Linked DNA regions of Mus musculus: regions 2 and 3 are each linked to region 1. Evidence: chromatin loops called from intact Hi-C (ENCODE). Cell type or tissue: heart. All regions are shown on one strand.

Region 1 (8,000 bases):
GAGACCATAAGAGAATGGGCTGACTTCCTCTGGAGCCTGAGGGATCTCTCTGTGCTTCTGATCTCTATGAGCAACACACCAGCTTGGTGCAGAGACTGAGTCGGCTTTTCTGAGCCTCTTGGGAGACTCCAGCCCTGGTGAGCATTCTCCCCTTGGAGGTCTGGATTGGCTTCATAAGCTTCCACTCTCTTAGGGACAGCCATCTTCTGAAGCAGAGGTCTTCATGCTGTCTCAGTGTTCTTGTTCTTGATTCCCTTCAACTGTGTTTTTATTCAAAGTCCTTTTGGATAACGTGTGTGCAGTGATCCCTGTCTGCTGTCTGGACCTTACTTGATGACACCTATGGCTACACAGCTGAGAAAATGGCAGAGCTAGACTCTGACATTGGCCCAGATGGCTCTACAGCCTTATCTTCATTCATTAACGGCATCTGCCTCCTATAGATGAGTGGGAGCTGGGTTTCCCTATGATCCCCAGGCCCCCTCAGAGGCCTGGCACCCTGTTTTTCAGGAGAGAGAAGAAAGACAGTGTGATTACACTCCATAGAGGGTCACTTGCTGAAAATATTAATTCTTTACAGTGGTACCTTGCCTTCCCATGGCCCTGCTAATGGCAGCAGGTGGCAGAGTCCACTCAGAACCTATCCTACAACTAGTATTTGCATCAGGCAAAGATATCCTGGTCTCAGATCAAGGGGCTTTCCCTCCCAGTGTCCAGGGGATAAGCCATGGGTGGTCTAAGCCAGTCATAGTTGTTTCCTTCCCCTCTATGCCTGTGATTCCTCATGGGACTATGCTATAGCCAGAAAAATATCAAGTGAATCTACAAGGGCTTCCATCAGGGAGAAAGAAGTTACCACCCTAGCCCTTCCCTCTAGGTTGGTGCTCCAGCAGCCATCTTGGAACCATGAGATGACAATTCTGAAGATTCAAAGTCTGTAGCTCAGGGCAGCAAAGACACACACACACACACACACACACACACACACACACACACACACAGAGAGAGAGAGAGAGAGAGAGAGAGAGAGAGAGAGAGAGAGTCAGAATTCTTTATGGCATTCCACAGGCCTAGTCTTGGCTGTTTGTAACGAAAGTGTTCCCACTGGGTACAGTGCATTGTACCATTCCCAAGGACACAGAAGCACCATGCTTGCTTAGCACCTGTCAACTCTGTGCCTGCTGTTATTGTAGGCTGTCTCCCAGGAGAGCAGACCCCACCCTGACAGCTGGAGGCTGGGTGTGCTCTGAAGTGGGGCTCCCAGCCCTCCACAGGCACTGTGTTGTCTGAGGCAGGGCGTCAGCAGCCTCTGGGGCGTGGGGTGTATAAACACGAGGCTTTGCGTTTTATAGGATAGTCAATATTTATTCAGCCTGACAGAGCAATGCACAGGAAGGAAGATCCTAAAATGTCTCTGATACTGAGGCCTGAGGTCCTGTGGCCTAAGAGGCTTCTCCCTGCTCTGCGATGCTCAGCAGAGTCGAGAATGGAAGACCTGGGGAAGGAGGAGCTAGGGCTGGTCAACACTGAGAGCATAAAAGCCAACCTAGCACACATAGAAACTCAGAGTCCTCCAGGCATTTTTCTGGCAGTCTTGGTCACAGGTGGCTTATCTCAAAGGCAGGGCAAGAAACGTGCCCCATTTGTCTCTTCCCTTAGGCAATCTCATGGCAGAGTCCACAGTTATAAAGGCAGCAACTGTGGGGGTTTTATCAAGTCTCTCGAGGTGCGTGGGTGCCGGAGTTATGTGTGCATGCAGACAGGTGATGTGTGCCCTGCTCTGATAGGTTCATGCATGCAGGTGATGCGCACAGGCGATGGCAGGCTCCTTTCCTGTCTTCTCTTTCATCCCACGCTGTTCCCTGCTGTGTATCACCTCCTGCTCTGTGGGGTTTTGCCTCTCCACGTTTGAGCCTCTCCTCTGGACTGCTGTGTTCCTTCGCATCTCCCCGTTTTCCCCCTCTCACTCTTACTCCATGTCTCAGTCTATTCCAATGACTCTAAGAAAATATTTAAAACTGAGCATCTGTGATTTATTCCAGACAGCTCTGGATCCTGAGGAGTCACGGGTCAAGGTACCACAGGGTCCATGTTTGGTGAAGGCCCTCTTCCTTGCAAAGGGTACCATTTTTCTGTATTCTTATAGGGTGCTAGGGAAGCTAGATTTCCCGGCTCCTCTTTTAAGGGCATCAATGCTATCCATGAGGGCTCTACTTCTGCATTTTAAGAATCCTCCAAAGGGTCCCATTCCCACTAGGGACTGACATTTGACATAGGTAGTAAGTGGATAGACTCATGCTTCCAGACTGCAGTACTCAGTCTTAATGTAACAGTCTGCTGTTTCCTTTGGTCAGATTGGACACTTTCCTTCTTTTCAAAACTTTCAGAGCTCTGCCAGGATTTTTGGATCAGGCTCTGAACCTGCTGCCTGGTCTTCAGTGCCCTTCCCCCACCATCTCCAGATCAACCTTGATTTCTCCCTCACAGGAGTGTGTGTGCTAACCTAAGCAAATCCATCAAAGCTCAGCTTAAGTGTCCCCTCCCTTTCTTTTAATCTCCATGCTTCTTTATTGCCTTCCTTGATAAGAGAGAGGTTCCCTGCATTTGGATGGCTGTGACCATTTATATTCACTGCAATGCAATCATTAGAATTCTCTACTCCATGTGTATTTTTTACCCTTTCACTTATATAATAGAGCAATGATTCTCAACCCAGGCAGGACATATTTGGCAGTGTTTGCAGATATTCTTGGATGCCACTACTGTTGTAGGTAGAGGTCAAGGATGCTGCTATCAATATTCCACAATGCACAGGACAGCCTCTCAATGCAAAGAAATAATCAATTCTAAACACCAATGACCCACAGTCAAGACACCCTGGATTAGGTCTGAAGCCTCAAGATGTGAAAGCACGCTTCTTGTTCTTCCCATTCCACATAGTACACAGCTTTGAAATAGCATCTACTTTGAACATTCTAAATGACTGGCTACATACACTAAACATCCATAGATCTTGGTTCAAGCCTGTATATGGAAGCCTATTGCCTCAGTGCTACCTCATTGGCTTTGCTACTTGTATTTCCCATTAGCCATCACACACCGTGTCTCTCAGGGTGGATGGCCCATGGAATCCTTTATCCTTGGTATTCTCGGAGGCTCTGCTTCACTCCAGAAAGCAAAGTCCCAGATCATAGTGTCTGGGATGCTCAGAAAGCCCTTCACTAAGCTATGCTTACATTACATCTTTTGTCTTTATAGAGGGCCAACAAAAGTAGTACTCTGTCACTATGTCTCTGACCCTTTTGTGGAACTCTGGTTAGCAAGAGTCCATGCACTTGTGACACTACAAGGTGACCTTAACGCCACCCCTCATTTCACAAATGAGATGAATTGCTCTCCGTGTCACTCCTTGCTCTTTAGCCCAGGATCCACAGGATGAATCCCTACCTAGGTTTAATTCCAGGGAAACATTTTGTCTCTAGAGATGAATATGTATTCTCTATGCTGTCAGAAACCACAAATCTATGCAATCCAATATGTTTCTCTTTTTCGGTTTAGCTGCCAGGAAAGTTAGAGACAAAATGAAATGCCCAAGTGCGAGGATCTGCTTCATTCAGGTGTCTGAAGCTCTGCTTCTTTCCCTTTCATTAGCAAGAGCGCTGTCCTTAGACACCTTCTCCTGTACCGTGCTTCATCTCCAAGCCACCGCAAGTCCTTTGGAAGTAGGTAGGACACAAATCTTAACTAAAGAACAAATACTCCCCCACCCCCAAATCCTGCTGCTGTTTGTTTTGCCCAGGCATCTGTGGGCAGGCAGGACCAAAGCTCTGGTGGAGGTGAGCTGGCCTGGGACTATGGCTCTGTCATTTGTCATCTGTGTGACCTTGGCTCTGTTTCTTAAACTCAGGAAATCTTTATAGCCGTATCACAGGGTCGTTGAAGGGATAAAATGAGAGATGACATAGCAGTCAGGGCAGGCACCTTTTTATCAGCTACATAAGAGAGACGCTTTCCATCCCAACACCAGCTTGGCCTCTGAAGTCCGCAGCATGATTTTGGTTCTGACCAGTGCCTTCAGCAGCCAGTTTTGAGAAACAGAGCAGCATTTTTACTTTAAGGGGGATTCTTGCAGCTCCTGGCTGCCTTCCCCTCTAGAGGCAAGGCAACCTAACCAAAGCTGTCATTCGCTCTTCCTGTGATTTTAATTGCCTAGGTAAGTTATATAAACAACAGCAAAACATTCCACCTTGTGGGGTAGCACTGCCGGCCTTGGATTGGCTGCTACAACTGCTATTTTCAGAGCTTGGCACTGGGATAGCTTCTGCCACTTTCGTCTATGGTTGGCCTTGAGGTTTTCCATTGTAAATCTAAAGAATATGGGCAAAAAGCCAACTTGCTTTTTCTTTTTGCCCATGGATTTAGAAATGAACGGAGGACTTGGAATGTTCTGTATCTTTTTCGTAAAATGATTTGCTTTTATTCAGAAGATTTGAGGCTTGAGAGAAAGTCAACGTAAGAGGCCAGTCTTATTTGCAAAGAATCTCAAAAATGTTAGAGTACTTCGAGTCTCTCATTGTCCTGAGAGGAAGATGGAAGACCCGAGGCTCATAGGGGTACCATCAATTAGAATGACTGGTGTCCCAAAGGCTGGCTCAGTGCTCACTGGGTTAAGCTCTTTGCCTGTTCAATAGGATGCTAAAACAAGGACCCCAAACCCAGAGATATGTATATGTACATTCTTGTGAATGTACATATGTGCATGTGTGTACATGTGTGCTCAGGTTTGTATATATAGGATATGTACAAGCATTATGATTGTGAATGTGTGTGTGTGTGCCACTGACACACTTGCAGAGGCAGAGGACAATCTCCGGTTTGCTGGTTCTCACCTTCCTTCTTAGACAGGATCTGTCTCAGAGTTTTACTGCTGTGAACAGACACCATGACCAAGAACAACATTTAATTGAGGCTGGCTTACAGGTTCAGAGGTTCAGTCCATTATCATCAAGGCAGGAGCATAGCAGCATCCAGGCAAGCATGGTGCAGGAGGAGCTGAGAGTTCTACATCTTCATCTGAATGCTACTAGCAGGATACTGACTTCAGGACAGTTAGGATGAGGGTTTTAAAGCCAATGTCCACAGTGACACACCTACTCCAACAAGGTCACATCTCCTAATAGTGCCTCTCCCTGGGCTGAGCATATACACACCATGACAGGATCCCTTTCTTGTTTTGCTCCATTTGCCAGGTCAGCTAGCTTGGGAGCTTCTCGTTTCTCTCATGTTCACCTCCTATATCCCCACAAGGGGATGTGAATACAGATGCTCTGGCCATTGCACCCAGCACTTATATGGAAATAGAGATTTGAACTCAGGTCCTCAAACTTGTGAAGGAAGCATGTTTTCCTACTGAACTATGTCCCCTGGCCAAATGGTGGCATTATTTATCTAGTAGAGAAGATTAGGGTTAACGCTGGTAAACATATTAGAGCTATACTGTCCATTTGAGTCACTCCTGGCTTCAGGAGGTTCTGTAAATTGAAAATGTAGTTGATGCAAATATGATGTTAAAATGCAGCCCACCGGCTGTACTGGCCACCTTTCAAAAGCTCAGCAGTCACTTGCAGCTAGTGAGGCTGTGTGTGTGGTTCATCTCAGAGGTAGACTGTGTTCTTTACAAAGTCTATCTTACATTGTTGCTTTAGAGCATTGTTTTCCTACCTGAATGGAGCCTGAGGCAAAGTAAAGGCATGACTACAGGCCAGTCAGTCCTTACAACTCAAGGGAGTTGTGAATGTTCATATGTGCATGTGTGTACATGTATGCACATGTTTGTATATATAGGATGTGCACAAGCATTATGTTCTCTTCCTTGTAGGGGACTGACATTCGGCTGGGGTTCCAGTAGGTGCCCTGCCACAGCCCTGCTGTTCTGGTGTGTGCCCAGCTCACGTTCCAATCCTCTCATACAGTAGTCCAGGATCTGCTTCCGTGGTGGAGGGACAAGGAGTCATCAGGCTCCTCAAAGGCCAGGCTGGCTCTGTGCTTGCCTGTTCGAAAACCGACTGGGAGAGACGGCTGCATAAAAAAGATGGCATTAAGTGTTGCTGCAGTGCTGCAGCTGCCAGGGAGTTTCTGCTCGATGGATCTTGGATCATACAAAAATACAAGATGTTCCCGTGGTTATCTCTCCCAGTCCCTGGATCCAGAGTCTCCTAGCTGACCTTGACTTCCTTCTCTGCTTCTCTGGAGGCGCTGGCTCAGGGACAGCTCCTTCACTGAGGCACCCATGTGGTACCTTTGAAGCTTACAACAATCTCTTTTCCTGGTCCCAAAATAGTTCCTCTGAGATTACCCCTGATGCCCAGGCTGTTATTATCCTAGGTTCCTGGCTCTGTTCCCCCCTTCTCTCCCATTCAGATAAGCCTGGCACACAGAAGGTTATATCTGTCTTTTGCCTCCAACTTCACTTTTCCTCACATATATTTTTAATAATATCATCACAATCACCACCCACTGAGTTCTTCCCAAGACCCAGAAAATGCAGAGTGCTTTATAGGTGTTGCCTAGAACCAACCTACTCCACTCCACAACTGCCACCTTGCCTCAAACTGCCGTCGTCTCTCGTCTCTCACCTAGACCATCGCAGGAGCTGCCTGACAGGTCTTTCTTCTGCTCCGTCCCCTTTCTTCTATTTTCCACAATGAGGCCAGAAAGATTCTATTAAAATGGGAACTAGGTCATGCTCTTCCCCCTGCCTCAGCATCCTCTCTTCTGACTCAGTAAGAAGCCAAGCTTTTATTGAAGTCTTTGATACTCAATGCAATCTGCTCTGCCTGCTGACGTCATGGTAACTCCATTTCTTACCAACACTTACCCCCTACACGTTCTATACTGCAATTCATCCACACTGACATGTGTGTGTGTGTTGTACACACATGTGGGTGCATGGGTATTCTACCACACGTGGCTGTGTGGTGGCTAGAGATAGACATTGGGTGTCTTCCTCCATCACTATTTTCTGACATGTGTCCCATACAGAACTTGGAGTTTTCCATTTCTGCAAGGCTTGTCAGCCAGTGAGCCCCAAGATTCGCCTTCTCCCACCTCCCTCTAGAGTTAGGCCAGCCACCATTGCCACACCTTCCTTGGCTTTTCCATGGATACTGGTGATCTGAATGCAAGTCCTCTTGCTTACACAGCAAGCACCTTACCCACAGAGCCACCGCTCTCTTCTCTCTGCCTGTGTGCTTGCCTCTGCCTCCTTCAAGTTTGCACTTAGAGTTGCTTCTTTAGAGATTTCTTTGGTTACCTCATTTAAAACTATACCAATGCATGAGCACACAGTGTGTCTACAGAGCAACACTAACACACAGTGTGTCTACAGAGCAGCATTAACATGTTATATATTTCATTTCTTTGTTTACTTTAGGATTTTTTTTTTGTTATGCTTGTGAGTGTTTTTGCCTGCATGTATACCTGTGCACTACCTATGTGCCTAGTGTCCTTGTGGAGCCAGAAGAGACTTCAGATCCTCTGGAACTGGAGTTACAGAGAGTTGTGATCTGCCATGTGGGTGCTGGGACTCCAACTCAGGTCCTCTGCCAGAGCAGCAAATGTTCTTAACCACTGAGCCAGCTCACCAGCTCTTATTTATCAATCAACATTCTGCCCTAAACAAAACTTCTGACTCTGAGGATAGGGACTTTTGTCTGTTGGATTTGCTGGTAAGTTTCCAGCACTGAGCACAATGTCCAGCTCAATCCACATTTGGGGGAGACAGGGGACACAAGTGAACAGTTCTAACAGGTCCTTAGATCATAGGCAGTTCCTGCTTTATGGGTGGGAAAGTGAGGTTGAAGGCTAAGTAAGTGCCATTGCCTGAGATCACACAACTGTTCCCTCCCATCTCCTGTGCATCACCTAATTCATGCTCCCATTCACAGCAGTAGCCACCACATAGCTTAGCATCCTCTGCAGAGTGCCCCAGACCCATCATT
Region 2 (8,000 bases), 280 kb before region 1:
ATTATTTCCATGTTGTGATTGTTGTGAATAATGTTGCTACACTCATGGTACTTCTAGTCAAGTTCCTGCTTTTAAATCGTGTGTATGTCCATGTCCATGTCCAGAAGTGGAAATTTGGAGTGACCCCTTGACTGTGGGCAGTGTTTGGGGAGCTGCCATACCACTTCCCATCGCAGTTACAGTGTTTTCCATCATATTCCAGTTCCCCTACATACTGCCAGCAAGTTTGCACTTTAAGCTACATTTCAAATTTGATATTAGAGAGAAAGACCTGGTTTAAGAACATAACATCCGGATCGGGCTAGGAATAATTCTTGTGTACAAACTGTCTTTTCTGCTCATTAGTCTACTTACGATAGAGTAACATTGAGCTTTCCAAAGTGGGAGGGGCTGGGGGAAGAAGCCAGACAAGGTGGCTCACCCTGTAATTCTAGCACTTGGGAGTTAGAGGCAGGAGAATCACCAGTTCCAGGTCATTTCTGGCTGCAGGATCGAGGTCGACCTGAGTGGTTCGTTTAAGGAAATATTTAAGATTACACTGCAACTAATAGTTTGAGAATACTTTCAGGTAGAGTCGTTGCCTCTCAAGTTTACCTTGGGCGTTAGGGAGCAATGGAAAGTTCTTTAAACGTAGATGTTATAGCCCAGTCCTTTGCGTTTTAGGAAGGGTTGTCTAATTGATATGTTGGAGGGGTTAAGCACAGAGAATCCCCACCTACCATCCAACATTTCAGTCACCTCTGTGTCAGAGTACTCGGTGACAGGGACACACTGCCATGGGTTTCTTAGAGCATGTTTCTGCTGAGAAGTGACATCGTACTGTGATCACTGCCTATCATCGTTCATTTTATAAATAATAAACAATTTATGTGCCTTCAGTCAGTCATGTGGCTATTATAATGGACTCAGGAACTGTTTCAGAACTACAGAGGAACTGAGATTGATAATTTCTAGTAAGATAATTTGAGGTTATTAACAGCGAGAGAGCGGTAGGGTATGTTTGCTGTCTTGGTGAGCAGGAGACTGGTCTGTAAGGTCAGTCACTTGATGCAGAGGAGGCTGAACAAGCAAGCTGTTTTCAGCATGCATCAACACTCCTGAAGTTTGAATAGACTCAAAGCATTCTTCAGACACTTATGGTGACGTTTGAGAAAGGAAGACTTAAGAGAACATAGAGTTGTGTGTGTGTTGAATTTTGAAAAGGAACTCTTACTTTCCACTTTCTAGGGAGCACCTTGGTTATTTAGTTGGAACGCTCCCAGGACCCCGCAGCCCAGCCCTGCTTTGCTCCTGTCTGCACTGCTCACTTGCTGTGGGAGCTCACCAGCTGTTTGACTGGCAGGAGCAGGAGTGCTCACTTCAGGAGTTTATAATTCCTGGCTATTCTAGGACAGTTTGCACTTCACCAAGCCTCAGACAGGTCAGGACACTCGCAAAGAGAAGGTTGGAAGACAAAAACGGCAACAGGCCTTGGATTCTCAGCCTTTTAAAACTACTAGTCATTTTTTCAGTTTGGTTGTGAGTGTTTTAGTAATGTGCCTGTAGTACATATTGAGAGTGTTCATCAACCAAGAGGAGTTTAAAATGTCAAAACCTGGAAAAGCTCCTGTGAACCATGGCTTGGTTCCTGTTGATCTCAAAAGTGCAAAAGACCCTCTGCCACATCAGACTGTGATGAAGATATTTAGCATTAGCATTATTGCCCAGGGTCTGCCTTTTTGTCGAAGACGGGTAAGTCTGTAACATTTAAAGCACGACTGTTTATTAAGTGCTGTTTCTCTTCCTGTAAAGCACTGCTTCCGATCGCCTGTGTGTTGTCTGTGAGGAGAGCTAACGATGCTTTGTGTGGCTAGGGAAAACTTACACAGCAAGAGCCGGGCAGGGGCACCCTCTCTGCCTTTCGTCTCCTCTGTTTTTCATGAGATTAGAATCCTGTAAACTTATTTCAAACTGGTAAATGTGAAAACGGTATGTCTTGAAATATGCTGATAAATGTTAGAAAGTTGTGTAGCTTTTATTTTGCTGGGAGGCCAAACTGCTGTTGGTATGTTCCTTACATGTGGGAACGCAGCATCTAGTGCAAAGAACACTCCAGGCAGGTCTGTAGGCTTCTTGGGCCCGTAAAGCTGGGCTATTTTTACAAACTCTTTCATGAATTAAAACTTCATGGGTTAGAAGAGATGTCAGTTGTTTTCTGAAACAGAAGCGGCACATGGTTGGGTGATATCCCGAATGTCTTGGACTTTGCAGCACTCGTGTTACTGTATAATCAGCATAAGGTCCAAGGGTGTTTTTCAGTATGACGCACTGGGGCTGTAGTATTAGCAATATGTGTTTCTTCTGACCTAGCTGCTGTTGCCATTTTGAATTATTTACTAGAGTCATGTATTTATACATATGAAATATGTTTATGGTCCTGAACACAGTAGGCCCAAACACATAAGTTTGTTTGTGTGTCTATGTCTGTCTGTCTGTTTCTTTGGAAGTAAATGAGAACTTGTTTAATCAATGTTTTCTGTTCTTACATCTCTTATAGTTACTTTAATTTTTTAACTGCAGGGGACAAGGAGAATAATCCACATCACTAGAAAACACTTTTGTCTGTATAGTGGCATTTACTGAGATATAGGAAAGCTTTGTAATTTTTTTCTAATTAGCTTAGTTCCTTTTGAGTGATTTCAACTTCTATCTTAATAAGTGGCAGCCATGTTGGAAAATGAAGTTAAAACAATGTCTTCTAAATTTTGAAACAAGAACCCAAAGTGCTCTCTTGTCCTATTTCTTCTCTTCTTCCTTTTCTATTTGTTCTGTCTTCATGGTTTCCTTGTCTTTCACCTGTCAGTTTGAAAGCTGCTGTGGAGTGAGGTCACTGCTCGCATTTGAGATTTTACAAGAAGCCTCTGACAGCTGTAATGTCATTCGTAAAATAAGCGATTAGTTTACTCCTTCTGTAAAAGAAAATACCAACACAAATAATTTAAAAGACAAAAATTAGCAAACATAAAAACATATTAAACAATTGAAGTATTAATAGCGAAGTTAATAATGTTCTCTTCTCTTGTTCTTATTTTGTAAAGAACATACGGAGTTTTAGCTTGCAGGAGACTTTATGTCACAGGGCGTTTGTTTGGAAACTGCACAGAAGCTGATCCTGAAGGACCCATTGCCGAGGACCTTGAGGGCTTCCTGCAGGTTTTCTCATGTCACTGCTCTGACATTGCTTAGGTTACGGCCGTGCAGCTGCGTGCCAAGATAAAACTATGTATGGGAATAAAAGTTGTACTAGAAAATTAGAAATAAAGAACATGGCTAACGATTTGAAACAGTCTTAATCAGAATGTCCAGGCTTTGTTTTATAAAAACAGTGTTGAGTGTGGCATGACTCATTGCCTCTGACTCCTGGAAACCTCAGAGTTAGGAGACCTTCTCTTTCCACATTTGGTTACTTTAAATGGATTTTCATTATCTTTGTTAGTTTAGATATTTTAAGTGTTTATGAGAGAACTCTTCTGGAGTACCATATAGTTTGCTCTTATTTTATGCCAGATGTCTTGGAGAGCATCATATCCCTTCCAGAGGTGCTGACTCGGCTGCTATTTGTGGGGAGCTATTGTTTTGAACAAAATCGAAAGCATGACCTATGAAAATTGTGGGAAATTCTTTAAAACTATAATTATAGCTATATTTTTTAACTTTCATCTCTCTCTCTCTTTAAAAGAAAATGTGTTTATCTTATCAAAGTATCATAACTATGAGGGTAGTCTAATTTATCAGTTTTTCTAGGCTCTCACCTAATGTGTGTGAAGATTAAAGTTTTTCGTAACAGTAAATAACAAATAATAAACTAGCTGCTAATCAGTCACTATTGAGTACTTTAGCATTAAGGAACCCATCAGCTAGAATATTTGGTAAAAATCAGTTCCTTAGGGGGCCGGAGCCATAGCTCCATTGTTAATAGTGCAGACTGCTCTCATAATAGTGGCCAAAAGTTTGGTCCCCAGGCGTCAGATGGTGCACAGTCTACCTGTAGTTCATGGCCCACTGGCACCCTCTACTGGACTTCATAAGAACCCACATTCACATTCAGAGACTCCCTGTACACACACACACACACACACACACACACACACACACACACACACACCTCTACCTGCAAAAGTAATCTTAAAAAATAAACTCCATAGGTAATTCTTAATATAAAGAAGATTTGGGGCTTTAACTTATAATTTTAAGAAGCTCTGATTATCCTTTAGGAGAACAGAAATGATGTACGAGTTGCTTTATTTTCCCTTGAAACTGGAATGCTTTTAATTATGGTAGTACCATCAGTAACATTCTAAAATTCCAGTTTCATTATTTTTCTACATTTTGGTCACATCTAAAATAAGAATGCAGAATTGATTTTTCTTTTTAGCAAGAGAAATATTGGTGAATCTTATTGTTAGTATATTAGAAGAAAACCATTCTTACAGCTAATATTAGAATGTATAAATCTCACTTATTCACTCATTCCAGCTTTGGAACACTCAAGTATCTAGACTGTTCCTGTAGAATTTCTCTTATGTGTTACTCTTTTGATAGGCAGTTGTTGGTTTAGATCAGATTCTTAAACATCTGGTGTGCTCATTCAGCGTGGAAGACTAAGTGGGGTAGGGCTTGGGCGCAGGCAGTGAGTGTGGGAAAACACTCACAGGTCCTTCTCTGTTGTTCATTGTGTTTATGTTTTGAGACAGTCTTACTGGACAGCTCAGGCTGGCCTTGAACTAGAAATTCTTCTGCTGTACCCTTTCTAGTAGCAGGCTTTGGTTGTGTGTATCACCATGTTTGACTTTAAAGAGCCCAGTAAGTAGCCTAGGAACTGTGTTACTGGGTGACTACTATCATGAGCCATTTCGGTCCTTATTGACTTAAGTGTGAGCTGAATGCTGTAGACCAGGGACTCAAACAGGTGAGTCTCCCAGTTTTTGTGGTGATCCTGAGCAGTGATCTTACCTCCTGGCATTCCACTATCTCTGTGGTCTATCTACATACACCTTTTCCTAACATGCTTGGCACTTTTCAGCTGCTGTGATAATTAGGTTTGGAAGATAAGTCTGGGAGCATATTACAGTCCATTTGTAATATGCTTAAAATGTCTTGTATAATCACCTTCAAGATTTTTAACTTAAGCTACACATTGAGACAGTTTTACTCATTGAAATTTTGAAATGTTTATGTCAGTGGTTGGATTGTTCTCTGTTGCCTTGTTAGCCAGGGATCACACCTAGTCAGCTGAGTTCACCTGGCAGCCATTGAGACAGGCAGGGCTCCCTCACGTTGGCGCACTGTCCTTCCTGTCCACGGCCTCAGTCAGTGCTTTGGACAAGGACAAAGTGACACAGCACCTCTTCAGCAACATTGCTTTGGTTTAGGATTTGTTCTTAATCACTGTGCCATTAATAGAGACAAAGCTGTATTAAAATTTTTAGTGTTTTTTCAAATATAACCTAATGGGCTGTTGGTTTTGTATGTATAGACTTCAGTTAGTTTAGGTTGTATATAATTTTAATCTTGTTCTTTTAGTGGACTTTAGACCAGCCAGTTAATTTTTCAGAAAAGGCCTGCCATAATTATTAAGAAAATGTATTGGGTTTTTGTTTGTTTATTTTTTTGTTTTGTTTTGTTTTTAGGAAGAATGTCTAATGATCCCGTTTATAGTAAAATTTTCATATGTATAGAGATTTTTTTTGTGTGTGTTACTAAAAACTGTACCACAATCGTGAAGGCCTTTCTTGGTAAAGCAAAAGTATGAATTCTGAATTTAGAAATGTGATATCTCCCCAAATTATCTGGATTGAGTAGCTTATGTAGTAAATTTTATTTTCATTGAACAACTTACATCTCAAAAATAGGACATGCTTATTGTATGCAAAATAAAATACTTTCTTTATAACTTCCTAAATTATTAGTAATTTTACTGCTCAGAAACAACCAAAACAATAATTTTAAATATTTAATTATTTTTACGCAAAATTGGCAGTTAGACCCATTCTTACTGTATTGCTTGTGTTTCTCCAAGACTGTGAGTACTGGTAAGTGTCTGATCTGCCACGTGAATGTGGCAGTATTCTTCTTCTTTGCTAATTTGAATAGTGACATGCTTTGGCCATGTGTATACAAAAAATTTTTAGTCATATTATTATGCACAGATTTGTAGATGTAGGATTACTTGGTAAAGAATTAACTTTATTCTGTTCTTGGTAGGTAGTAATGAATTGTTTTACCGAAAATTGTACCAATTTTAAAATACCACAGGGCCCATCTAACCTTACTGTAAAACATATATGTCTGTTTATTCCTATGTAAACATTTTAGGGACATTACACTTAGGTGATGTCAGTTCCAATATTTCCATTAAGTACATGTCATCATACTCCATGAAGAAAGCATAAGAAGAAATCTAAAATTATTTGTTCATAGTGATGATCTTTGTTGTGGAAAAGGACCTTTGCCAGAGACTTGTCACCTGTATTATTTCCAACTGTAAGGATTTTCTACTCTTTTCATAGCTATGTTTCTGTGTCTTTGTCCAAATAGATTGTCCACATGTGTGATTTTAAAAATGTATTTCTGATTCAACATTGTCTGTTTATTGCTGGTCTTCTGATAGATGTCTTGGTTTTTATGTCATATTATACTCTTACACTCCTGGATTTTAGTGAGATATTTTTATAGTATTAATGGTGGCCTCTCCCAAAGTGTACTGCTATTAATAATCTCCACTACGAGAGTCCTTCTCCTGCGAGCTGCAGCAGCTGCCGGAGACACTTGCCTGCTTCTTACCCAGTGTTACTTAGGTCACATCTGCCATAGCTTTGCCCATTAGCCACTTTCTAGGCTTACCCTTCCTCCCTCTCTCTGCTGAGTTCCATTTCCACCATGATTAACTTGACTATCTTAGTTTCAGCAGTTTTCTTGTTTAAGGTGGCCAACTGCAATTCAACTTGGTTTCTACACAGTTCAGTGTCTGTTTCCAGAATGTTCAGCTGAATATATAAACACACACGAGTATCTCTTCAGCAGAGATAAATATAAAACATTTTAACACACATCATCCCCCCTGTGTTACGCATGGATTTTTGTCCCCAGGTTCTTTCAAGACCTCACGGTGGAGCCTGGCTGGCTGGCTGCACCTTCTTCCAGGCGCTGTGCTTCTTTGTGCCCTAGTGGTCCTCGTCCATTATCCTTAACTCCAGTGCACTCGCTGTTCTACCATTGCCCGTGGCCTGGTTTGGGCTGCTCAGTGGTGCTGTGTGACACTTTGTAGAAACACTTGGTGGCTTCAGTTGGGCTATCCACTCAGACCACAGGGGCTGACTCCAATACTTTTTATGCTGCAGGGGATACGCAGGAGAAAGGTAGTGTACAGATTTGTAGGACTGGTTTTGTTGAAAAAGCTGTTAAAGTTGGAGTCTCTTCTAGGAGTTTTCGTACTCTTAGGAGCATGGCATGTTTTTGTTTACTGTGTTTTCAAATGACTATGCAGCTGTGATTTTGAATATTTCATTTTCTAAATTTAACCAAACTCAGATATAGTTTGACACTTAATTTTAAAAGTAATTACTACTTACCAATTTTGAAAGTAAAGGCTAAAACAAAAACTCAGTGTAGTCCTTTAGGAGGTACTTTTAAGAGTCATTTAGGAGGCATGAGGGCTTGAAAATGCCAGAAAAGGCTAAAAGAGACAAAGACCTAATACTCGGAAGACGAAGGTCAGTATTGTGGTAGGAGCTGATCTAGAAACAGCATTGAGTGAGGATATAGAAACATTGTCTTTTGCAAGTTGCTTACCACGTAATATGCAATTTAAAGTCCTACCAGTCTTTTTCTTCCTGAGTACTTTGTACAGACATGAGTGAAGAGAGTAGAAATCAGGAGTTTCCTGGGGAAACTACAGTCTCTAACATGCAAGGCACTGGCTAAAAATAGAAGCTCCTATACAGGTCTATACAAAAATTTAA
Region 3 (8,000 bases), 300 kb after region 1:
ATAATGCTGCCATTCCCATTTTCTGTGTCTTAAAATACCACCTCCTTATTTTGCACACCTGGGCGAGCAGGCACAGCTGGCGTGGCATGGCGAGCAGGCACAGCTGGCGTGGCATGGCGATCTTGGCTGATTGCTTGTTCGCTGTGGCTTGACTGAATTGGTTAAGGTAGGTGGGGCTATCCTGGGGAAGGAAGGCAGCTCTACACTGCAGGTCTGGATCTGAATCTTTACCATCCTGTACATTCCTTGGGTCAGTGGGCTAGCCAAAATGAGATCTTCTCTTGACAGCAATCGGGATCCAAAGAGTAGAAATGTGTAAGCAGCGCTTAGCAGTAGATTCAGAACTCAACTCATTGCCTCCTCTCCTGAATGCCACTGATCAAAGCAAGCCATAAGGTACAGCCCGAAGTGAAACATCTAGAGGAGGGAGGTAGGCGCTTCCTCTTGTTCAACGATCATGTGACTTACCGAGGGTAGAGAATCAGGCTCAATAATGCAAAGCGAAACATTCAGTCCTTCCTAAGCACCCTCTGGCCCAGTCGACGGGGGAGCTAGGGATTTCTCAGCAAAAGGAGACTGGTTCCAGTCCTGCCGTGGGGCTCAGGTCTAATGGGATGTAGAAGAAATTTAATATTCAGGACAATCCCTTCCTGCCCATTTTGCTTTGCTTCACTGGGGGGATGGGCGGCTAGCACATGGGTTCCTGGAAGTCAAGGCTGTCAGCCATGACCAGCTTTATGCCCCCTGCATTCAGAACTGAGCTGTGGATAGGGTATGTGCTTCGTATCACGTAGGTAGGTGGGTGAGTGAGTGAGGCCTTCCTGTCTTTCCTTTCTGGGAGACACAGGATCTCTGTCATTTCGTCTGCAGACGGAAAGAGTGAAATGACAGAAATTCGGATCTCCAGATTATCAGCCGACACAAAGCTGGGATGCAGAGCAAATGACAAGTGACAGTGAGACCGGGCTTCCGAGAATAGGACTCACTGGGGCGAGAGTCCACAGATGGCAGGCACATGCCTCTGAGGTCACAGAAGTGGGTCATTCACCCAAATCACCACGCAGCCTGGGAGATGAGGGGAAGCAGAGCCCCTGCAGGAAGCTAGCTGGGGAAGGCTGCAGATGGATCGGTAGACACTCCACACTGTCAGGGCAGCACCCAGATGTTCCACCCCGTGCCAGGACAGCAAACCAAACTCAAGAGGGAATGTCATGCACAATGAAGTCCTGACCTTCACCTCCTGGCTCGAACAGGGTAGCACTGCACAGCAGAAGACCTGGTGGGGTGGGCCAGTAAGGGAACACAGTCCTATCGCCACTTTGGTACCTCAAAACTGGAGCCCAGGACCACCATGCTGGGGTTAGTTACACTGAGTGACAACAACTGCTCTGCTCAGTCCAAGCTGTTCATTCCAGTTCCAGGTCTGCTCCCTAACCTTAGTTTCTTCATCTGTGAAAATGGGTATAAAAATACTAGACCAGGCTAGGTGAGATGGCTCAACAGGTAAAGACAATTGTCACTGGCCTGAATACCTACCTGAGTTTGATTCCTGGGACCCATGTTGTAGGACAAGCACTGATGCCTGTAAGTTCTCCTGTTGTCCCTTTGATCTTAGCCATGCACTAGCAGTCTTAGGCTCTTCTCTTCTCTTCTCTTCTCTTCTCTTCTCTTCTCTTCTCTTCTCTTCTCTTCTCTCCCTCTCCCCCTCCCCTCCCCCTCCCCCTCCCCTCCCCCTCTCTGTCTCACACACAATAAATAAACAAGGGTAATAAAAAATTTAAGGATATCAGACCCACCCAATTCACATGATTTTATGTAGGAAATGAAAAAGGTAAATGAAGAACTGACGACCCTTATCCAGACTAAGGCCTACTCAGGTAAGACGTGCAGGAGTTGGTCTTGAGCAAGCCAGTGAGGCTCTGAGCTTGGAGAGGGGATGGAAAACATTAGGGTAAAGAAGTCTTTAGAACCATGAAAGAAATTGTTTCCAAAGCTAAAAGTGCTACATAGATGGCCATCATAGTCTAGAATGCAGGGGCTGGGAGTTCAAGATTCTGTCGTCCCAAAACAAAGAACTTGGCCAGGACCATGTGGACAGTGGTAGACATAGAGGCAGTATATTAAGAAAAATAGCACTTCTCAGGAAGTGCATTGGAGATCTGTTCTAAGCAGATCGGGGCATTTGTACAGCAAGCACTTTTCTGCGCATGTTCTATTATACATCAGCCTTGAGGGGAGGAGTTTGCAGTCCCGCTGTTTCTTTCCTCTTATTGCGCCCCCTGCCCCTCCCCAACCCCCTGCTCTTCTGCCACAAAAGTAAGATAGCCTTTCTGCCAGGAAGAATAACTGTGAGAATGCTTCTGCAAAGCATGAGGAATGAAAGTTTCAGAGGCTCAAGTCCTCTCAGGAGGGGAATAAATATGGGAGATAAGTTACCCTGGAAGGTAATTGAAACAGAGTGTGAATGAATTCAAAACGCAACTCTGTGTTGTTATAGATGAAGCCAATAGAGACAGTAAGAGAAAGGAGAGCATAGGACCAAGACCAGTGCTTAAAGGCAAACATGTTCATTTTCTCAGAGAACCGTGACTGCACACCTCGGGGAGACTGGCTACCCCTAATCCCCTGCAGCAACAGCAGCAGCAGCAGCCGCAGCAGCAGCCGCAGTTGCACAGATGCCAGCATGGGAAGGGCACAGTTTCCCTATAGTCAAGCCGAGACTCTTCAAGAGCCTTCATCTGTCGCCACTTCTGTCTCTAGCCCACCTCTCCCTCTCTCTGACCCATGAGACACTAAGAAAAGGGTGAGGTGGAACAACAGTGTGCAGACAGTGCTCACCATCCACTGGGCTGAAGGCAGCCACAACACCACTTAACATGAGCCTTGAAAGCATTGAACTGGGCAAGAAAACTCGAAAAATCATTTCTCTGTCTCAAGTGAATTCTCCCCTACTCGGTGTGTTGCAGGTGAAGAACTGGGTTCTTCAGCTGGCCACACCTCACTCTCTAATCTCCACCCCCCCAACTCTCCCACCCCATGAAGGGCCTGAACATCATTGAGAAGTATGCAAACACCAGCAGTATTTGTACATCTGGGTAATACATCAAGTATCAGGAGGTGTCTCCAGGCATGAGTTACAAGGCCTCTAAAAGCAATGAGTCTTTTATGGGGTTGTAGATAATGGTGATTTTCCGTAAATCCTGCCAGAGCCACACAATAGGCCAAGAGCAATTAACATTAATTAAATGATCCCCATAAAGAGGTTGCTTTGCTGACACGTTGATAACCTCTAAATGCTCTTAGCGGGTTCACATTCTTAAAGGTGTCTCTATAGCCGTACCAGGGACTCCGAAGGCTTCTGTTGCCCCAGACGGTTGCACACACGAGCGCTCCACTCAGCTGCAAAGACAGTCCTAAGGGCATCCAGTCAGCACACGAAAGGTGTGCCTAAGACTCCAGAGACAATGTTGAAACAAGGTTCTGATTTGGTAGATCAAGGGGCCTGGGAGTCTGAATTTTTTACAAGTTCCTTTACTGGGGATACTAGCCTGTTCTACTCAGCCAAACACTTTGAAAAGCAATTCTGCACAGAAGTTTTGCAAACAGCCCTTCTTAGCTGCCTAGAGAGGTGACCCAGAACATCTGGGGCATTCCAATACACTGACCTTTCTACCCTGCCTGCTTGCTATTCCTTTCACATTCATTTGTTGGTTGGTGGGCAGGGCTTAGGGGCACACATACACCACACACGTTGAGATCATGAAGAACTTGGGAAGTTGGTTCCTTCTGCCCCTGAAATGGGTTCCAGGCATCGAACTTAGGTCATTGGGCTTGGCAGCAGTAGCTCTAGCACTGAGCCACTTTGCCAGTGCCGCTGTCTGGCTTTTCCAATCCCAGAGAGGGGAAGCTGGTGAGCATAGGGCGGGCAGAACATTGTGAAGACAGTGGTCTCAGAGCCATCCCAGAACTGGAAGCTTCTGATGAGAGGAGAAGACATGGAGACCTTCTCAGGATCTGTGAGTCCAGGGACACATCCAGCCTTCGACCTCTGCATTCTGTATCTACTGTTTTTTGAGAAGTTACCTGGGAGAAGTTACCATTATAAGGAACTGGAGGTAGGTCTCTTTTCCAAGATGAAAGAATTAGAGGTCAGAATATGAGTCTCTGTGGTAGAGCCAGGACCCCTGTCCCTAGACAAAGCTCACCACCCCCATCCCCATTACACTGTGGGGCACAAAAGCAGGCTCTGGACTGTACAACTGCCACATAGCCAATGATGAGGCCTAGGGTGGGAAGGTCTCAGGGTGGACAGAGAGGTGGGAAGAATGTGAACTGTGGAGCAGTGGGGACTAGAAAGAGCCAAACACTTGAAGAACAGCCCAGGAAATTCTGGCAGGGACTTATTGACTATGGAGTGGTGACAGCCTTGAGGAGGTGACCCAAGTGTGGCAGCCAACAGAAGGAAAGTGCCTCTAGTCAGGTGGGTTGAGAGTTTATAGATAATCATGCAGGGGACTTTAGGAAGCTATCTGAGTCCTGCCCAGGGAGCAGGTATGAGGCTGCAACAGGCTATAAAAACTCAGGCCAGTGCATTATGAAACTGTACTTCCCTACTATAGCAGCGTGGCCATAGGAAGCACTAGGAGCCATGTGTGTCTGTGGACGGCTTCCATTTTAACTCAGTAACGATTGGGACTGAAATTAGAAGCATGTCCCAGGTCCACAGAGAGTATATGTACAGTAACCCAGCAGCAATCTCCTGGTCCAAGACAAATTCAATCTGGAAAATATGGAGGAAAGGGAAAGAGGATGGTTCACTCCAGTACAGGAGAGATCGTAGACAAGGAAGTCACCAGAGAAGGGGGAACAGGAGGCTTTACACAGAGAATTCTTGGGTTTCCTCAGAGACTGCAGTCATCTGACCGAGAGATGTGCCCTTGGGCTTGTGGCCTTCCTTTCTCTTTGCTCTGACACCCTTCCTCTGCAGCATTTGCAGGGCAAGCCAAGCCAAGCCTGCTATTTATAGAGCGAGAGCAATTTTACCACAGGGTGTGGGGTTTAATTTAAAAAGACGTCAAGGAGCGAGGGGCAGATGGCTGAGCAGGCAGCGCCTCTCATTGACCTTGACAGGGCCTACTGCAATTGCTTCAGCTTTAGGGACTCTGACGTGGGCTCTGAGGATGATCCCCACACGGGGAAGCTCTTTGGGGAAGGAAGAATAAATCGATATACCAAATACCCTGCTTTTTGATTTCTAATTGATCTCTGATCAGCTTGGGAGATGACACTGGCTGTCAGTTTAAGGGGTCTTTTCTGAAAAGCTCTTCATCTAGACAGACTCTGTTATGTGTCATAGGGTATTAGATATGAAAGATCCCAAACTAAAGGATAGGAGGAGGAGGAGGAGGAGGAGGAGGAGGAGGAGGAGGAGGAGGAGGAGGAGGAGGGAGGAAAATGTCTTTCAACCCATAGAGAAGGAATGAGCAGTCTTTGCTTACTCCACTCTCCCTCCCCATAAGAGTCAGCAAACCACCTTTTAGGGCTCCCTTTATCTTATTATTTTGTTGATTTCGCGAGGACATCATAATAAGACAACAAATACTGCTTGGCCAACCATAAATGTAGTCTTCAAGGGCCTTGTTTCTTCTGAACACATTGGGAATCCTTCCTTGCCTCTACACAGCTTCTAGTGCAGTGATTCTTAGCCCTATGGGTCATGCCCACTTTAGTGGTTGCTTTTAATATAGCCTGCATATCAGATATTTACATTATGATTCACGGCAGGATCAAAATTACACTTATGAAGGAGCCAAGAAATAATGTTATGGCCGGGGCATTAGGAAGGCTGAGAACCACTGTTCCAGTGGTTTGCTCATAATCCTGGACACTCCTTGGATTGTAGCTGCAAACTTCAGTCTCTGCCTTCTTTGTCACATAGTCATCTCTCTGTTCCTCTGTGGTCCTGGCTGGTCTAGGCCTGTTAGAGTTCCACCTGCCTCTGTCCCCGAAGTGCTGGGGTTAAAGGTGTGCCCCACTAAACTCAGCTTCTTCTCTTACAAGGACACTCACTGGTCACAGTGGGTTGCACCTACCCCATACTGCTACGATCTTATCTCAACTAATGGTACCTCAGCAATCCTGCTTCCAAATAGGACTGAATTCTCGGGTATTGGGAGTGAGGACTTCAACAGAGGGGATTGATTGGCTCCAATAGTGCCCACAGGTACAAAATTTACTTGGCTCGTTCCCTTGGTTGTAAGAAAAAGTTAAAATATATTGATAGCCAAGCTTTCCTCGTACCATGAAAACTCCTACAATCAGACCCGGTAGAATTAGCCCATTTTAATAGTTCTTCAGCTATACTGGTTAATTTTGATTGCCCCATGGGATGGCCATAGGTATTTCTATGGGGTGTGATTTTGGAGGAGTTCAACATTTAAATTGATAAACTAAATTCAGCAAGTTGTTTACATCCAACTGGTTAAAGGCCTGAATAGAAGAAAGGCCACCCTTCTTCCCTAAGAAAGAAGAAATTATCCTTTGTATCTGCCTTTGAGCTGGGATGCAGGTTTTCTTTCAACTTTAGACCTGACCCGAAACAGTGGTCCTTCCTGGGTTATGAACTTGCAGGCTTTGAGACCAGAGCCACAGCAAGTGGCTCTCAGGGGCCTTCATCTGGCTTGGGCTTGTCTGCCCCTTAGTCTTATGATTCCTACAATAAAATTCTTATAATGAATCTTTTTATCTCTATGTACTCTATAATCCTACATATCTTATTTACAATCCCCCCTCTGTGTGTGTGTGTGTGTGTGTGTGTGTGTGTGTGTGAGTGTGCACGCGTGCACATGTCTTTCTTATAGGTGCTATATGCCATTCTAATATACGATCAAATTCTGAAACCACTGATATATAAATCACAAATAAGCGAGCAATGCTATCTGGGGGAAGGCTTTTCAAATTCTATGTGAACATTTGAGGAGAGCCATAACTGGATGGGGAAAGAGCCTGAGCAAGTGGAACAGGAAGAGAGGGTGGATAGAAGGACTGAATCTTTGGAGAAGCTAAGATGGACAGACTGACTAAGCCTGGATGCAGCCCTGCTGCAGGTGCCATGGTTAGGCAATGCAGAGAGCTGTCACTGAAAGATTTTCCAGAAGCAGTAATGTATCATTTCTGTGTTTCAGAAAGATGAATCTAAAAGACATGGAGGAGAGGGGAGAAAAGACAACGTGAGAGGACTGATGAGGCCATTCATGCAAAACCCTTCTGGGGACTAGATGTTTGTGCTCGACGCAAAGCCACATGTTAAACCCCAAGCCCCTACAGTGTGACAACATTTGAAAAGAGGCTATTTGGAAGATAATTGGGTTTAGATGGAGTCAAGAGTCTAGAGACTTCATGGTGGAGTGACTGTCCTTAGAAGAAGAGGAAAGGACAACAGAGCTTCCTGTCTCCTTCATCGGGGACAGAGAAGAAAGCACCTGTCTGTAAGCCAGGGGTGCTCACCAAAAGCTAAGCAAGAGGAGCTGTGGACCTGAGCTAGAGCAAACAGATTGTGTGTGTGTGTGTGTGTGTGTGTGTGTGTGTGTGTGTGTGTGTTAGAGCTACATTTACCCAGATTGGGCAACTAGCCTTGGAATTGAGGAGGAGGTGTTGTATATGACTTCAAAGTCCCTAACTTAGGTGACTGAGAAGATGGTGGTGTTTAAGATTGGGAACACAGGAGGAGAAACAGATTTTGTGGAGGATGTAATGAGTTCAGTGCATTTAAATTTGAGGTAGCACGGGGCATTTGTTCAGATGCATCCAGGGAGCTGATAAAAATAGGTTTCTGGCCTTCACTAAAGTGGTTATGCTCTTTATAGAAGAAGACTCAGGAATAATGGAATGTAGACAATGACATCATTCATGGTTAGAAAGATCTAGGGAGATTGTGAAGGGGCTGGAAGTAGGAGCTTAGGATATGCAACTGTTTAAAAGACCTGAGGCAGGGGAGAAGT

Evidence for each region. Hi-C counts contacts between places; a loop is a spot of excess contacts. Peaks named below come from ENCODE experiments on the same cell type or tissue, not always from the same donor. Only the 100,000 strongest peaks of a DNase experiment are listed, where the experiment ranks them.
Region 2: it touches region 1 in a loop (3-fold over the local background); 2 of 42 quality-filtered maps call a loop at or near these places.
Region 3: it touches region 1 in a loop (8-fold over the local background); 3 of 42 quality-filtered maps call a loop at or near these places.

What each region holds. Positions count from the first base shown.
Region 1 is chr3:85,208,870-85,216,869 of GRCm38, forward strand. No RefSeq gene overlaps it. Among named protein-coding and RNA genes, the nearest start is that of Gm31096, 91 kb to the left of the region's middle. In heart, no CTCF peak of the experiment used is centred here; DNase peaks (open chromatin) are centred at 4,262 and 6,252; H3K27ac peaks cover 1,079 bases.
Region 2 is chr3:84,924,069-84,932,068 of GRCm38, forward strand. All of the region lies in intron 4 of Fbxw7 (F-box and WD-40 domain protein 7), which reads left to right. Among named protein-coding and RNA genes, the nearest start is that of Gm40080, 50 kb to the left of the region's middle. In heart, a CTCF peak has its summit at 4,037 (motif pointing left); DNase peaks (open chromatin) are centred at 1,313 and 5,323.
Region 3 is chr3:85,513,843-85,521,842 of GRCm38, forward strand. No RefSeq gene overlaps it. Among named protein-coding and RNA genes, the nearest start is that of Gm31419, 26 kb to the left of the region's middle. In heart, no CTCF peak of the experiment used is centred here; DNase peaks (open chromatin) are centred at 1,109, 4,449 and 5,029; H3K27ac peaks cover 4,149 bases.